Regions from separate parts of the Homo sapiens genome. Here region 1 is linked to region 2. The links are chromatin contacts, found by Hi-C or POLR2A ChIA-PET in ENCODE. All regions are on one chromosome and are shown on one strand. Each heading gives the region's core, a stretch centred on a gene start or an enhancer-like site at or near the end of the contact. The rest is flanking DNA. Distances are from core to core; before and after follow the strand shown. Region 1 overlaps SCIRT (stem cell inhibitory RNA transcript). Region 2 has its middle 47 kb from the start of LINC03040.

Region 1 (2,961 bases), core at 245-2,744, 100 kb before region 2:
AAATTTTGGTTTACACAAGATAAATAGTGAATTTTTTGCTCATGTAAAATATTTCTGGGATGTGGTCAGAGACTCCTTCTATCTTTCTGACCTGCTAGGTGTGGTTTCCATTTCCAGGGTCACCTCATTGCCCAAGATGGCTGCTGGAGCCCCAGCCAGCAGGAAGGAAGAAGAAAGCCTGAAGAAGGACATGCCCCTTCCCTTCAAGGAAGCTTCCTAGAAGTCACACTTATATTCCATTGGCCAGAACTCAGTCATCTAGCCATACCTAGCTGCAAGGGAAGCTAGGTAGTCTAGTCTTTATTCCATGGGGGTCTGGCTAAAAGTTGGGAAATAAACGAGGAATGGATATTAGGAGACAGGATCTGCCACAAAGCCTCTTTGTTCCTTTTAGATTGCAACTGCCAGAGGGTAAGTGGGGCCTTCCCAACGCCCTGCCTCAAGCAATCCTGGTTCTCTCCCTTCTCTGAGGTCTCAGTTCTTCCCTGATACTCAGTAGTTACTGCCTGGAGCTGCTAAAGGCAGCAGCACAATGCCACATCCGGCTGCCGTTGGCTGTTGTCCACCGTCTGCAGATCCAGGCCAGTGCACTCACTTATCTCACAACAGCTCAACAGGCAGCTAGTCTTAGTCCCATTTTATAGTTGAGAAATTGAGGCCTAAAGAGGTTAAGTAACTTGCCCAAGAGCACGCAGCTGGGCTCTGAGCCCAGTTCCTGTGTGTTTCTTTCTTTCCTGTTGAGCCTTCCCTGTAGGGGTGGATGCCCTGGGCCTTCTCAGGGTCTGACAAGAGGAACTGGAATGGTCTGAGCCCTAGGAGGGGCCTGTCTGGGAGGAGAGGGCAGGCAGGGGCGTGACCTGGGTCCTCAGGTGTCTCCTCAGCACTTACTCAGTGCCATGGTCAGCGAACGCGTCTGAACAGAGTCTACTGACGGGCTTGGGGATTTCTGCTGGCGCCAGCAACTGGCCACTGCAGCCACATCCTCAGACGCCACTTTCCCCAGAATAAGTGTCCTAGACCCAGCAGTGAGGAAGGACAGGGATAGGGCAGCTTTTGTCACTTCCCTTTCTTTCCTCCAGCCCTCCCCAGGGAGGCGGGGGAGAGGGGGACTGTTTACTCTGCTTTCACCCGGGGGAGGCAGCAGCAGGGGACTCAGCACCTACCCCAGGTGGGCTGCTTGGAGGGGAAGGTGGGGAGAATGTGACCAGCGCTGAGGGGAAGAGGCCAGACGCTGGGCTTCTCTGGAAGACCAGGGCCATGTGGGCCATCCCCCTGCCTCCGGGCAGGACTGTCCGTGCTTGCTGCCGAACATGAGTGTGAGGTCATTGCTCTGGTCTCAGGGGTGGGGGGAGGTGCTCTGAGCGTAAGTACGGTCACCGCCTCTACTTGTGGTTAGTAATGTTACTGTAATATCTACTCCACGATCTCTGGCCAAGAGGAAAGGCTCAGGAGTTGTGAGTCACAGCTGGCTGTCGACAGTGGGGCAGGTCATGCGCAGCTTGAATGGGGGTGTGCTGGGGATGGCCCTGAGACCCAGACGTAACCTCTGTCCTCAGGAGTTCCTGCCAGAAACAGATGATGAACTGGAAGAACAGATGTGAGGCTGAAAGTCCCCAGTCCATGTCCTCCTCCACCAGGAAGTCTTCCTTGATGAACTGCCTTGGGATTGCTCTGGGATTGACCTTGAATTCCTAGCTGTGGCAAGATGGGCTTCTTTTTACTTTGCCATCCTGCCAAATCTGAGCACTGAGCACCTACAGGTTGTGTGCTAGGGGCAAGGGCATGAATAGGAATGTGGTGCTTTCATTCAAATCATTCATTCAGTCATCAAATATGCCAGGTGCTCAAGATACACGGGTGAAGCCATGGACTCAGCTACTCTTATAGAGCCTGGAAAAGGAGAGTCTTAAAGCAAGTAGTCACACCAAAAAGAATTACAAACTGTAATGTGTGCCAAGAGGGAAAATTACATGGGGCTCTGGGAGAATATCCTAGGGACTTAGTTTAGATGGGGGTGTGGCCTGATATTTAAGCTCAGTTCCTGTCTTGCTCTAACAAAGTCCCAGCCTAGCTGGGGACACACACGCACGCGCGCGCACACACACACGCAGAAATGTCTGGGAAAAGATGATGTTTAACTGACAGTTCACTGTATCTTCTTGGTCCGTCCTAATGTTCCTGAACTGGAAGCTCCCTGCATGCCTGGATCATGTCATGTTTGCATGATCAAGGTCCTGCCACCAGGCCTCTGGTACAGGTGGTGCCTAGGAAATATGAGTTCTTTGCATGCCATTAGGAATTATCTGTCCACCACCAAATTAACTGCTCTAAGAGTGCCAGGGTGGAGGATTGGAGCTGTGTGGTCATCCAGGAAGGCTCTGAGGATGAGGAGGGCAGTGATTTGAGTCTGGAAGGACTGAGATCAGGATGAAAGGGATGACAGAAGAGTGTTAGCCCTGTTTGGAGACAATGAGGAGACTGGGAGGTTGATGTTCTGGAAGGGAGTGGCTACGTCTCTGCCCTCAGACTGGCAGATCCCAGACAGCAGGAAGTGTCTCCTCCTTCAGACTGTGAGCTCCCTCAACTCTATGGGACCTGGCTTCTTGTAGACTGAGGCATTATTTGGGTGTGGGTGGACGTGGGAGTTGATAGTGGGTCTTCTATCCCCCCCCAACAGCCCTTGGGCCTCTGGGGAGAAGTCTGTGGACTGGCCCAGAGCCAAGGGACTCCTCTCTCCCTCTCCTCCCTAACATCTCCAGGAAGCAGGGTCCAGAGCCTCAGAGCTTCCGGTCACCTGAATGTGATTAGTGGGAGGCCTCTCCCTCTGGGATCGAGCCCTTGGTTGTGGCCTGAGGTCCCCAGCATGGCCCAGCCTGGAATTCATCTCCCAGCCCCAGTGCCCTTCTCCCTTTTCCCTTCCTCAGCCCAGCTCTGGTTGGGCCCAGGCAAGGCAGGAACTAG
Region 2 (3,070 bases), core at 99-2,598:
CTATAATAGAATGCTGAGCTCTGGACCTGGCACTCCTTGGGTGGGGTCTAGGGGGGCACTTAGACAGGCTTTTGCAGAAGCCATCTCGGGGACAAATGGTGGTCATCCAAGGTAGTTGAACTTGCTTCCCTGGGACAGCCAGCACTGCTCATCTGGGCAGGGACTCTGCCCCTAGGGATGCAGGCCTGGCAGTTCCATCAGCAGGCTCGGGGTGGGAAGCCAGTTGCCCTCTACACTGGCTTCAAGTCACTAGAAGCCTGCCAGACACTCAGAAGGAAGGTCTCGCAGAGCCAAGAGAATGATCAGTTTCCTCAGGGCAGGGCTGCCGGGGAGGGTCACCCAGTAAGAAGCTGGCTCCTGATCCAGAAGCCCAGGCTGCAGAGGGCTGGGGCCTGTGTTCTCCTCCACCCCCTGAGCACTCACTTAGAAGACAAGGAGTCAGAGAGCAGCCCCATCCCCTTGGGCACTGCCCCTCTCCTTGGAGCGGGCACATAGAGAGGCCTGTGCCCGTGAGCTGAAGGTCAGTGTGCTCGGCAGGCACTGTGGGGTGGGGGAGGGTGGAGGGCAGAGGGGAGAGCTGGGCTGACAGTCACGTACGCTGATGTCACTGGTCACTCCGCCTCCCTGAGGTATCGCTTTCCTCATGGCCAAGCCTGCAGCTGAGTTCAGGGGGGCAGTCACGTCCCATCCCTGGCACAGCTCTTTAGGCCACTCACTGCACTGCCTCCAGGGCTGCTGAGGTCAGGGTGGCACTTACCAGCACTACCCAGTGTCAGCTCTGCTCTGACAGCAGGGTGGAGGAGCCTAGGGAGTGGGGAGAGTGGCGGGGACAGGTGTCTGGGGGCTGGGAGTGGCCAGGCTGCTGAGAAAGTGCCCCAGGATGCCTTGGGGGCTGGCCCAGCCTGGGGGGCTAAGCTGGGCTTCTATCACAGGTGAGCAGAGGGACAAACCAGGAGCTCCCAGTCTGAAGGAGAAAGACAGAACCCTTGCCCTCAGGGAGTTTCCAGTCTGATGGGAGAGTCAGCCCCTGCTTATAGGGAGCTCCCTGCCCCATGAGGAGACCCAGCCCCTGTCTGCAGATGCAGCCGTTGTGTCTGGGCTGAGTGTGGTAGTGGCGGTGGTCAAAGCTCCTTCCTATTCTCTTCCCCATGTAAGGTTCCCAGGTCACCCAGATTAGGTCCTCTGGAAGATCCTGTCCCTTGACACGTTGAGGACCTGGCAGGTGCCCTGCATGTGACTGCCCCGCATGCAATGTGGGGGGGCTGCCAGAGCCCAAGTGCAGACAGACGGAGGCGTCCCTGTGTCTGAGCTCGTCCTTGGGGCTGGGTCCAGCAGAGGGAGCTGCCAGCCAGCAGGAGCTGAGTCAAGCTGTCCCTGACCCCTGAGATGGCCTTGAGAAACTCCCACCGCTCACCCAGGGTAGGGGATTCACCCCATGATGGGAGCTAAAGGGCCTAGATTTTTCCCATGGTTGGAACTGAAGTGCCTAACAGCATATATGGGAGCCCAGGCTGCTTCAGCCCACCCCATCAACCCGTGCTGTCCCCATGGAGACCGCTCTGCAGAATCACAAGTTCTTAATTCTTCCAACTGAGCCTATGGAGTCCTTCTCACCATCCCCGGGGTAGACAGTAATGCAAGGAATCAGACCTAGGTGTGAGTTCTCCTCCCTCCCTTACTAGCTCTGTGACTCTAGGCAAGTTAAGTAACCTCTCTGGGTCTTGGTTTCTTCCTCTGCTGCTTCATGGGCTGCTGTAAAGGGGAAGTGCATGAAATTTGCCAGGCACATAGTAGGTGCCCAGTTAAGGTAACTTCCCTTTCCTAACAGACACATCAAGCTGCATCCAGAATGAGGTGGCACTAAGGGAACAAGGGGCATGACCCTTGGCTCTTCCCTCGGCACCCTGCCTTGCAGCCCTTCCACTCATGTGCCCATGGCTGTAGGTCAGGTCACCCCCCAGCAAGACTTACTGGCCACTTGCCACCCCCATGGAGACCATGCTGCAGTCTCCTTGGGGTTTGTAGATTCTGAATATTGCCTCCCTTTCCTATTCAGCATATTTACTGAAAACTTTCTATGTGCCAGACCCTGTTCTAGGCACTAGAACGGCAGTGAGCAAAATTGACAAAAGTCCCTGACTTCATGGAGCTGGCATTCAAGTGCAGGGTGACAAACATTAAACACAATTTTAGAGGGTGGTAGGTGCACTGGAGAAAGATAAAGGGAAAGGGGACAGGAGTGAAGGGTGTAGGGTGTGATGCAATTTTAAATGGGGAGGTCAAGGAAGGCCACCCTGAGAGGATAACATTTGAGTAAAGACTTGAAACTGGGAGCCATGTGCATGACTGGAGGAGAACATGCCCTGTAGGGGGAGCAGCACATGCAAAGGCCCCGGGGTGGAAACAGAGCTGTTTATTGGAGGAATAGCAAGGAGACCAGTGTGGAATGAATGAGGGAGAGTAGTGGGAGGTGAGATCAGAGAAGTAGGAGGGACTAGATTTTGTAGGGGCTGGTGGTAGGCCATTGTCAGAACTTTGGCAATGTCCACAAATGTGGACACAGAGAAGGAACAGGAAACTTCCATTTTCCTGATGGATAATGGGACAGTATGGAAATGCCACCTGTTTAATAAAGATGAGCCCAGAACTCCCAAAATTGGCACTGGAAGTACCTTCCTGACTAAGAGCGGCAGCTTGGTGCCTGGATCTGCCCCATGGGGGTCTCTCGCCAGATTCTGATGCCATCTCACAGTGGTCTTGTGGGGAGAGGTATGAGCCTGTTCAAGGGAGTGTCCACCACAGCCTGAGGGCAGGCGTGTGTCTTGTTGATCCTACATCTTACAGGCACTGAAAGAAGGAAGGAGTGAATGAATGAATGATGGACACAGGTGCTGTCCTTTAATTCTTTTTAGCACCAGGGACCAGGCTGGAGTATTTAAAAAGCCAAAGGCAGTAAACTCAGAGAGATAAGGCCTTTGAGGTGGTGTGGCTGACAATGCATTGCCTAAGCCTGCTCTTTTTCCACTTGGAGGCCCCCTACAGGGTGCCTCTGCTGGCTTCTGGGTGGCAT

Evidence for each region. Hi-C counts contacts between places; a loop is a spot of excess contacts on that map. ChIA-PET counts read pairs that join two places held with the same protein, here RNA polymerase II (POLR2A). Pooled maps may share reads with other maps.
Region 1: a map of right lobe of liver shows a loop between it and region 2 (2.3-fold over the local background). The contact joins two enhancer-like sites. A Hi-C loop is called at or near these places in 5 of 168 maps with a recorded cell type or tissue (HL-60/S4, K562, cardiac septum and 2 more) and 2 of 50 pooled maps. POLR2A ChIA-PET finds 5 or more read pairs at or near these places in 4 of 52 experiments (PC-9, SK-N-SH, WTC11 and 1 more).

Annotation. Positions count from the first base shown.
Region 1 is chr6:44,057,149-44,060,109 of GRCh38, reverse strand. All of the region lies in intron 1 of SCIRT (stem cell inhibitory RNA transcript), which reads left to right. Among named protein-coding and RNA genes, the nearest start is that of SCIRT, 16 kb to the left of the region's middle. RefSeq lists a silencer at 997-1,066 and an enhancer at 1,367-1,546. Within about 2 kb of position 1,494, at least 32 of the 41 ENCODE cell types and tissues checked have a DNase peak (open chromatin) inside an H3K27ac peak, as active enhancers do; they include right lobe of liver, where a contact is called at or near this core.
Region 2 is chr6:43,952,194-43,955,263 of GRCh38, reverse strand. No RefSeq gene overlaps it. Among named protein-coding and RNA genes, the nearest start is that of LINC03040, 47 kb to the left of the region's middle. Within about 2 kb of position 1,348, at least 7 of the 41 ENCODE cell types and tissues checked have a DNase peak (open chromatin) inside an H3K27ac peak, as active enhancers do; they include right lobe of liver, where a contact is called at or near this core.